Linked DNA regions of Homo sapiens: regions 1 and 2 are each linked to region 3. A link is a contact called in ENCODE Hi-C or POLR2A ChIA-PET data. All regions are on one chromosome and are shown on one strand. Each heading gives the region's core, a stretch centred on a gene start or an enhancer-like site at or near the end of the contact. The rest is flanking DNA. Distances are from core to core; before and after follow the strand shown. Region 1 has its middle 23 kb from the start of TNFRSF19. Region 2 holds the start of LINC00327 (long intergenic non-protein coding RNA 327). Region 3 overlaps LOC124903135 (a long non-coding RNA gene).

Region 1 (3,431 bases), core at 827-3,326, 36 kb before region 3:
AAAGGCACTAGAGAATTGGCTCACTCTCTCTCCTGGTGAGACTCCAAAGATGTCATGTGAGCACAAACCAATATGGCAGCTGCCTCAAGCCAGGTAGAGACCCTCACCAGGAACCAAACCTGTGGCATCTTGATCTCAGACTTCCTAGCCTCCAGAACTGTGAGAAATAAATTTCTGTTGTCTAAGCCACCTACTTTCTGGTATTGTGTTATGGCACCTCAAGCTGACAAATACAGGGAGGACACATTGACCTAAATTTGGATCAAAACATAACTACTCTAACCGTACATATAATTCCTAAGATAAGTTTTTAATTTTGATGACTAGAATTAGAAAATAAACCATAGAAAGGGGAAAAGGGCTGGGAGAAAGTTGCAAAAAGAGGAGTAGGAAAGCTGAAGATACATAGTGTATATTTCTTTTTCTTTTCCTTTTCTTTCTTTTCTTTCTTTTTTTTTTTTTTTGAGACGGAGAGTCTTGCTCTGTTGCACAGGCTGGAGTGTAGTGGCGCGATCTCAGCTCACTGCAACCTCTGCCTCCCAGGTTCAAGCAGATTCTCCTGCCTCAGCCTCCTGAGTAGCTGGGACTACAGGTGCCCACCATCACGCCCAGCTAATTTTTTGTATTTTTTAGTAGAGACGGGTTTTCACTGTGTTAGCCAGGATGGTCTTGATCTCCTGACCTTGTGATCCACCCGCCTCGGCCTCCCAAAGTGCTGGGATTACAGGCGTGAGTCACTGCACCCGGCCATATTGTATAATTTCATAATTTGTCTCAGGGCCAGCCCTGACCTTAGGGCACCCTTAGGGACAGATCAATCCCTTATACAAATTGGTAGCTATGCTCAGCATCTCAACCCGGCGTGGCACAACAGATGGCCAGTGAAAACTGGCTGAATAAATAAATGACTAATTTTTAGTAAGAACGACTTATGTATCAGACTTGGTCCCCTTGATTTTGTCATTCTTCAGTTCTTTTTTCTAAGATATGTCTTATTTTATAGTGTGTTACTTTTATTTTTCTCCTTTATAATTTCTTTGACTTTACTCTACAAATCTATTTGTTTTTAATGATGTTTCTCAATTTCATGTGAAAATTTCACTAGCTTATCTAGCTGTTTTCCATTCAAAACAGACATATTGGATAGGGTACAAAAAATAGAAAGAATGAATAAGAACTCCTATTTGATAGCACAACGGGTTATTATTGACTATAGTCAAATGTACTTAATTATACATTTAAAAATAACGAAAAGAGTGCAACTGGATTGTTTGTAACACAAAGATAAATGCTTGAGGGGATGGACACCCCATTCTCCATGATGTGATTATTATGCATTGTGCCTGTATCAAAACATCCCCTCATGTACCCCATAAATATATACACCTACTATGTACCCACAAAAATTTTTAAAAATCTAAAAATTAAAAAAAAAACCTGGATATTATTCAGAATTGTTCTATCTTCATCAAGACCAAATTTCCTACTCCCTGGAGCGCAGCTCTTTGCATCACAAGCCGTATCAAAACACAGCATCTTAATTCCCATGAAATAAACGCAAGGGAAACCGGAGATCTCTTAAGAAATTTTCATCAGGAGAATAGAGCTTTGTAGATTAAATCAACCCCTTTCAGTTACCTTCGAAAGTAAAATAGAAAACTTCTGTTAGAGGTCAGAGAAATCAGAATCCGGCAATGCAGACAGTGCTACTTGAGGCTGTTGTTGAAGTTTGTGCCTGAGATGCAAAGAAATTCCCAAAGGAATTTTCCAACTGGAAACTGCTGGAAACAAAAGACAGACTGTTTTGGCGTCATCCGCCATATGAGTTTTAAGAGACACACTCTGTTCTAAAACGTTTTGAAGTTAGGAATCTAGTTTTCTCTCCTAGCGTATTTTTTCTGCAATGGGAAAAGAGGACGTTTTCCAAGTTGGAAAATGTTGCGGATCCTGGAGGGCCAGTGTGCCCGAGCCCGCCCCGCGAAGACTGCGCGTCTCTCCACCGCCCTGTCCCGGTTGACTTTTCTGGAACTCAAAGAGGCAGAGCCTCCGAGCCCCTGGCCGCCTGCCCTGCGGTGCCTCCGTTCCTGCACTTGCTGAGCGCCAGGCAGCCGCGAACCCCCTTCCCCTCCCTTGCTCTTCCCCTTCCCCCTCTTTCTCCTCCTCCTTTCCATACGCCTTGCTCGCTGTCCCCCAAGGGAGCGGGGACCGCGGCGCGCCGCTAGCCTCGTACCCTGGACAGCAAGGGAGGCCAGGGAGCTGGGGCAGGAAGAGCTGGAGAGCGGGCCCACCCACTTGAAAATTACCTTCCGTGTGGATCCTGGAGTTAGATACACGTTAGTACAATAATATGGAGGGGAGAGAGGAGGGAGGAAGGAATGATCCTTTGAACCATATGTTCTGTCTAAGAGTGAAAGAGAAAGGCCTTCCCTTTTCTATTTTTTCCGATTAAAATATTTAATTACAAAATATTTCAAATATCCAAAAGCATGCAGGTGGACCTCATCAAAACATTACATTTCTATTTACCAAAAACACCATTAAAAAGTGAAAAGCAAACCAAAGACTAGGAGGAGATAGTCACAGTGCATACACTTGACACAAACTTCTCCAGAATAGATGAAGAATTCCTGCAAATAATAAGAAAACCTAATTTTGAAATTAAACACTCCACAGAAGAGAATATCCAAATGTTCAACAAGCAAATGCAAGTGTCCTGCATTGTTATCCATAAGGAAAGTACAAATTAAAACCAAAACGAGATGCCGCGCTATGCCCACCAGAATGGCTAAAATGTAATCCCAGCACTTTGAGAGGCCGAGGTGGGCGGACCACGAGGTCAGGAGATCGAGACCATCCTGGCTGGCACGGTGAAACCCCGTCTCTACTAAAAATACAAAAAATTAGCCAGGCGTGGTGGCGGGTGCCTGTAGTCCCAGCCACTTGGGAGGCTGAGGCAGGAGAATGGCGTGAACCCGGGAGACGGAGCTTGCAGTGAGCCGAGATCACGCCACTGCACTATAGCCTGGGCGACAGAGGGAGACTCCATCTCCAAAAAAAAAAAAAAAAAGAAAAAAAACTATTAGTGCTGACAACAGGGATGAACCTCCAAGATATTTTGTTGAGTGAAAGAAGCTGGACACGTAAGCATATATTATATGACTATATAAATTCCAAAAATTGGCAAAATTAACTGATAATTGAAGTCGGAATTGTGATTATCTGTAGGCAAGAGTGGTGTAAACTGGGAAGAAGTACAAGAAACTGGGGGAGTACAGGATGCTGAGTATATTCTCAGCATTAATTTAGGTGGTGGTCACATAATGTATACGTATCCTCGGCCCTCCTTATCCACGGGTTCTGCATCCACGGATTCAACCAACTCCAGATCAAAAATATTTGGAAAAAATTTAAAATAATAATACCAACAATAA
Region 2 (3,181 bases), core at 61-2,560, 42 kb after region 3:
GAAGACTGGTCACTATTAGTCTTGACCCCTTCTATTTGAAATATGTGAAATACACAAAGTAAAATATAATTTCTGATAGGGGCTGATATCAGGAACTGTAGGAGATCTGTCCATTGAACCCAAGGTCTTACCTATTAAATCTCTACTGTTGCCAGTCTGCGCTCCTGGATTTTCAAGGGGCTCCGTGGAATTGGGAGGCTGATGAAGCTGGTGACCACCCTCCGTAAGCATGCTGTGTTGGTGATTCCAGTGCTTACTCCTTTCCTCAAATGTGGTCATAAGAAGTCAGGAAAGTCAATATGCTTTCACTAGGAAAAAAGGAGGAAAGCCTGCTTTAGTTGGTTGTTACATTTTTGATGAGGCGAAAATTCAAACAAAACTGTAACCACAAGGACCATTAATTGTTCTTTCCTGCTAATAACCATAGTTAGCCAATTGGATTGTGAGTGTGTGGCATGCTTGTATTGTGTATGTGAGTAGGGAATGCACGTGCGTTAAAGTTCACATGTGCTTAAGAGCTTAGACACACCCGCAATTTGCAAGACAGCTTCATGTCCTGATGTGGCCAAAGCTGTGTAAGAAGCCTGAGCTGTAATTACTCCGCACAAATTTACATCCTGGGGTACTCACATCATCCTGTGGTCTGTATGCTCTGTGGCTACACACCTGGCTGAGAACAGAATTAATGATGAGAAACGTGCCTGCTTCTCTGCATAAAAGATGATGTCTGAGTAGAAGGTCGCCAAGGGAGGATTAAGAGCAAGAATGCGAGAATGTGCTCAGGAATCCGTGCGTGAGATGATGAGCTTGTGAGCTGATGTTGATTCTGTGCAGTTCCCAGTGTCTTATTCACAGGCAAGATTTTCTTGCTCATCGTTCAGCCTTCAATGTTTTAAGCAAAGATTTTTAAAAAGATCTAACAGGAAACGAGGAGCTGCAGTGAAGCTTGGGCAGTCAGTTCGAATCTGAATAAATATTTGTCAGATTGGAGAAGCGCTGAAAGCATTAAGATACTTGGAGATTTCTCTTTTTCTTTGGCAAGAAGCATGACTGAGACAGGTAAGGGCTAGGAATTCTTCCGGATCACTCCCTCCAACAATGGTCTTTCCTTTGAATTTGCACTTTGGAGTCTGACACAGATTAGTGCTTCCTAGTCCTCTAACTGTAACACATGCCTCAGTTTCCCTTCTCCGATAAGATTGCAATATCTTTGGGTGCAGGAAAAAAAATAGTTGATCCTTTTCTTTGTAGCCCAGCAAGTTCCAGGCACATTAGAAACTGATTAGAAACTGGTACACAAGTGTTACTTGCTTAATTTATTATAAATGCTTTAAAAATGAGGCAATGACTATCATTGAAAAATAAAACCAAACTGTGAAGAACTTCTCTCTTCCTGTTAGTGGAGACTTTCCACAGAATTTTTTTTTTTTTTTGGGAGGCAGTGGACATGTTGAGTTTTCAATTGAATATTTTGCTGCAAACAACTTAGGAGGAGAGGAAAAAAGAAAACGCAAAGCCAAACAAAGCTGGTATTTTTCAAGTGCTCATTAATTTCAAAACCACGGTGTCTTTCATTGATTTTTTACCATTAAAAAGGACAGCAATGCCCATCTGCTCAAAATTCCATCCAGAAATGAAATTATGAATTAAAGCTGTGTTACACATGCACAATTGAGACATCCTCTGTTTGGGCCTGCCAGATGACACACTGAAACAGCCTGGGGTCTGCACTTGGGGTGCTGCCAAGGAAGCAGATACACGGCTGATGAAAATCATCCATCATTTCAAATCAGAGGTGCCATATTCCTGCAGACTCCTGTTATGAACAATCTCATTTGATCTTACATTGGAACAAGCTGTCTTCAACACTCAGGCCTGGCCCCAGGCACAACGAGGCAGATGGAATAGGAATCTCTCATTCCATGCCTGCATTTGCCGGAATTCTAGGATTTTGTCAGAAGTTTTCTTGTGTGAACCTAGCCTGACAGGATTAACTTCACTGAGTTGTGCTTCAATATCAGTTCTTACCTCCTTCAATTTGTGCCAAAACTCTCATGGAGGACAGTGTTCATCATTTTTTCACTTAAAACCATATATATGAGTCATTATATAGAGCGATTCTTTTTAGATTCAGTTTCCGGGAAAAAAATTAAAAAGTCACATGATCTTTCTGTCTGCTAATGATATTATGCACGTTGCTCTTGTCTCTATTTTTGCCTTGGCCTCCAGGAAGCTCACAGCCACGTTTTACACTCAAATACAGAAATAATATTACCATATGCTAGTATTACCGTATTTGTGATACTCTTTTCTGTTGATCCTTAGTTTCCATTTCCATTCTTCTTTTATTAAGCCTAACACGTTTTTTGTTGTAAGCTATATCAAAATCATTTTGGAGAAAGGCCAGGCTTATATAAATGATAAAGCATAACCATCTTTTATTTCCCAGCCAAGTGGTTTGTGTTTTAGAGTATATACTTTTAGAAGAAACAGATTGTTTCTTTAAACAGATGAAAATCAAATATCTTCCTTCTTCATGAAGTTAACCACGGTTAGATCATCCACATTGATACAGATGCCTGATAAAAGATCAGGATTGCGTTTGACAACCAGGTTTCTCTTACACATTCTCAGCAGCTTTCAGTCTCTGAAGTTTTTAGTCTTCTTTATTTACTACATTAATCTTGAGAGTAAACAAGGTTCTTATCAAAAATTAATATTTTAATATTAAAAGAATTTATTAGAAAATAATTTATTTAATCTTTTAATATTTAAAAGATATTAAATAAGTTTACAAAGACAACAGCAACTAAGAATGACCATGACTGAATAGAGCAAAACTGTACTAAAATACAACAAATAAAATAAAGGAATATATCCGTGAAATGTTAAGAAAGGCACTGGCCCAAATAATCAGTACTGAGACTCCATCTTGGGTTTGCTTTAAAGCCTCTAGCATGAAGCTGATGGCTGCCCAGTCATCTCAAGGGGCAGCACTGTCCCTTAGGAGCTTACAGTTGAAGCCGACTAGGCAACCCCTAGCCTTGGGCAGAGCTGAAACTCAGCACTTACACACAGGACTGATGTTATAACTCGGAACACAGACTCCTCAGTTTCCTTTGATGCTTTTTTTCTGAGGGCCACTCACATCCGTCTTCTGTCTTCTTTCATGATCCTATCT
Region 3 (3,162 bases), core at 280-2,779:
GTGGCCACAGAGACTCAGTGTAGGCTTTGAAGCTGAAGGGGAAGATCCTGGAAGTGGTCCCAGGGCAAAGAGATCACTTAAGGGCTATCCAGTTTACCCAAAGACATCTTTGACCATCATAGAAGGGTGACGAGTGAGAGACAATTTGTCTGTTCTCCTACTGGAGTCTGAGAACTTAGACCTCTGGTGCTCTAAGTTGAAGGGAAGAAGATCACAGTCAGCTGTCTCTGTGATGGGGAGCAGAATGTCCAGTCCTTCCAGGATCATTTTTTCATTTGTAAAGTCAGAGTGATTTTAAAGCAAGTTGTGGGCATGTATTGGTGGCAGGTGAGGGGGGACGGTCTTTCCTGGTCAGCAGGCTGTGAGAGTGGTGTTCTCTGCAGCAAAGGAGGATCATGGCATTGAAGATCATCTTCAACCTATGGGTTCTCTAGAATCTGAATACTGGAGCCTGTGACCTGGGATTGATTTAGGGTTTATGAATTGGCATAGGAAGTGGGAGAAGCATTGGGAGGCAGAAAACCTGGATTTGAATCCTGGCACTACCCCTTTGTAGCTGTTTTACCAAAGTTTGTGAAAGTCCTTGGCACACTGCCTGGCACAGAGACTAAGGATTGAATATGGGTATCGTTGATTCTTTCTTCTCTGGTGCTTACAGTGTATTAGACTTCCCCACATTCTCTCTTGTCAAGTGGCAAAAATAGATTATGCCCAGTAAATAAAGACATAAATCGAGGCACAGAAGAGTTAAGAAGTTTGACTGAGATTATATAGGAGATAATCAAGTGGATCTTAAAGTGTTCAGAATTTCTATGATCATTTTTATTTACAAAGTGGCTAACATTTTTAGTTTATTCTCTACAATATGTCTCACAGTCCAATATTTCTGTTGTTAAATAATAACAACAGTGAATTGCTTTTGACCACTTTTGATTGCACTGGATCCCATCTCTAGGATGCAGAGACTAAGGTGGAGAATGGGATTTAGGCCAGCAAACCCAGAGCCCCCACTTTAATCCTACCAGACAGAGTGAGAGGAAGAGGGTGGGGCTCATGGAGTCAAGTTACAGATAGCTGGCCTCTCTGGGGAATGGCTAATGGTCTACTGCAGGGCTGTAGTCAACTTCAGGCATCTAGGGGAAGCAGATGGAATGAGGTGAGAGCTCCGAAATAGGACATTTGGGATTGTCAAAATGGCTAACACGAATCAAGTCTTTACAACCCAGTGTGTTGGAACCATTGTGGCAGGGTGGTTGGGATGGGGAAGAGGTGGTTCATTCTGGAAGTAACATAAATTGATATTAAATAAAGAGCCTAGTCATTGCTTCTTCCAGAAGCGATGGTCATGTGTTCCATGAGTCCCCACTGAGGTGACCTATGCTTTTCTGTGAATAGTACTTCTGCAAAAAGATTTTTGCACCACCTGCTGGCAAAGAACAGTGATCTTGCTGCTCATTGAAGAAAAGTCACACGCTTAAACTGCTAGTGAGCAAGGCACAGGGAGATCAAAACTGACTTTGGTGGGAACATGTAGCTACCACTCCTGCCTGGCATCCAATTCCTTGTCACCACCTTGTTAACAAGTTTTAAATTGTGCCAGGTGATACACACAGGTGGTTTCTTTCTGAAAGTGTCATAACAATATGAGAAGATTATTCTGGATTATGTTAGTGAGAAAGAGAATATTATTTTCAGTGATTAAGAGACAGGCTATCTAGTACTCATTTCTAACATACAGACTAATCTTTTTTTGGAAAGCATGTCTAGGCTACTCTTATTTTAAAATGCTGAAGCAACATCATTTATGCATTTGTTTGTTTGCTTATTGCCAAGGAACCATTTAGATGTTCCCGATTGAGCAAGACTTCTGGAACAATCTAGGAGTTTCATGTTCTACCTTGAGAGTGTGAAGTGGCTTTCTGGGTGAGATTTCCAGAGAACACATTGAGACATTTTTATTGTGCTCATTTTGCTGCTCAGAAGGAAATTGGCTTTTCCTTTTCTCTGCAGGGATGAATAATCTGAACTCATTTAATAGGGAGTCAAACAGACTGAAGACTTTGCCCACAACAATTTCAGATTCAACCCATCTCTACCACTGTTCTTTGATACTCTATGGCAGGAAATGTGGACTGAGGAGTGAGAAACTATCAAAGCTGCAAGTGGTGCACCTGGAGTTCAGAACTGGAATATTCCTTTTCTTCCTTTCCCACACACAAACCTTATCTTGCATGAGGGAGTAGTGGTTTATGAGTAAATATGATGGAATTCAAATACTTTTCTTAAGGAAGAGTCATCCTGTTTTCTAATTCGATGCAATGCATGATTAGAACAAATTTGTTGATTCTCTGACTCTATTTTTGTGAGTTTCTTTTGATTGTTGCCGGCAATCCCCCTTCCATCCTTAGTCTCCAGTCTCTTTCATGCATTGCTACCACTCTATCCCATTCTGTTTCACTTCACTCAACACTTGTTGAATAGTTACATTGTAAAGGGTCTGTACTTGAAAGACATTAGAGGAGACACAAAAATGAAGATAGCGCTCCTACCTTCAAAGAAACTGGCCCGTACTTTGGGTGAGAGACATGCACCCAAATCTCCTTTGCACAATCATGTGTTGCTTAACGACAGGGATGCAGGCTGAGAAATGTGTCGTTAGGCGATTTCATTGTTGTGTAAACATCATAGTGTGCACTTACACAAACCTAGTTGGTAGAGCTTACTACACACCTAGGCTGTGTGGTATGGCCTCTTGCTCTTAGGCTACAAACCTGCACAGCATGTGACCCTACCAAATACTGTAGGCAGTTGTAACACAATGGTAAGCATGTGTGCGTCTAAACATGTCTAAACACAGAAAAGGTATAGTAAAAATACGGTATAAAAGATAAAAAATGGTACACCTGACCTGGTGCGGTGGCTCGCGCCTGTAATCCCAGCACTTTGGGAGCCCGAGGCAGGCAGATCACGAGGTCAGGAGATCGAGACCATCCTGGCCAACACGGTGAAACCCCGTCTCTACCAAAAATACAAAAAAATTAGCCCGGCGTGGTGGCGGGCGCCTGTAGTCCCAGCTACTCAGGAGGCTGAGGCAGGAGAATGGCGTGAACCCGGGAGGCGGAGCTTGCAGTGAGCAGAGATCACACCACTGCACTCCAGCCT

What was found. A loop is a pair of places that touch in the nucleus more often than their neighbours do. ChIA-PET counts read pairs that join two places held with the same protein, here RNA polymerase II (POLR2A). Pooled maps may share reads with other maps.
Region 1: a loop to region 3 is called in a map of heart left ventricle, with 4 times the contacts of the local background. The contact joins two enhancer-like sites. A Hi-C loop is called at or near these places in 17 of 168 maps with a recorded cell type or tissue (IMR-90, Right ventricle myocardium inferior, cardiac septum and 6 more), 1 of 37 single-sample maps with no recorded cell type and 11 of 50 pooled maps. POLR2A ChIA-PET finds 5 or more read pairs at or near these places in 4 of 52 experiments (A549, BJ, T-cell and 1 more).
Region 2: a map of PC-3 shows a loop between it and region 3 (4-fold over the local background). The contact joins the promoter of LINC00327 here to the enhancer-like site in region 3. A Hi-C loop is called at or near these places in 8 of 168 maps with a recorded cell type or tissue (Caco-2, IMR-90, PC-3 and 4 more), 5 of 37 single-sample maps with no recorded cell type and 13 of 50 pooled maps. POLR2A ChIA-PET finds 5 or more read pairs at or near these places in 2 of 52 experiments (AG04449 and BJ).

Annotation. Positions count from the first base shown.
Region 1 is chr13:23,545,861-23,549,291 of GRCh38, reverse strand. No RefSeq gene overlaps it. Among named protein-coding and RNA genes, the nearest start is that of TNFRSF19, 23 kb to the left of the region's middle. Within about 2 kb of position 2,076, at least 11 of the 41 ENCODE cell types and tissues checked have a DNase peak (open chromatin) inside an H3K27ac peak, as active enhancers do; they include gastrocnemius medialis, where a contact is called at or near this core.
Region 2 is chr13:23,467,641-23,470,821 of GRCh38, reverse strand. It overlaps LINC00327 (long intergenic non-protein coding RNA 327), which reads right to left and starts at 1,310. Exons shown (of 3, transcript NR_038995.1): 1 at 631-1,310; 2 at 132-308.
Region 3 is chr13:23,509,443-23,512,604 of GRCh38, reverse strand. All of the region lies in intron 1 of LOC124903135 (a long non-coding RNA gene), which reads right to left. Among named protein-coding and RNA genes, the nearest start is that of LINC00327, 42 kb to the right of the region's middle. Within about 2 kb of position 1,529, at least 3 of the 41 ENCODE cell types and tissues checked have a DNase peak (open chromatin) inside an H3K27ac peak, as active enhancers do; they include PC-3 and gastrocnemius medialis, where a contact is called at or near this core.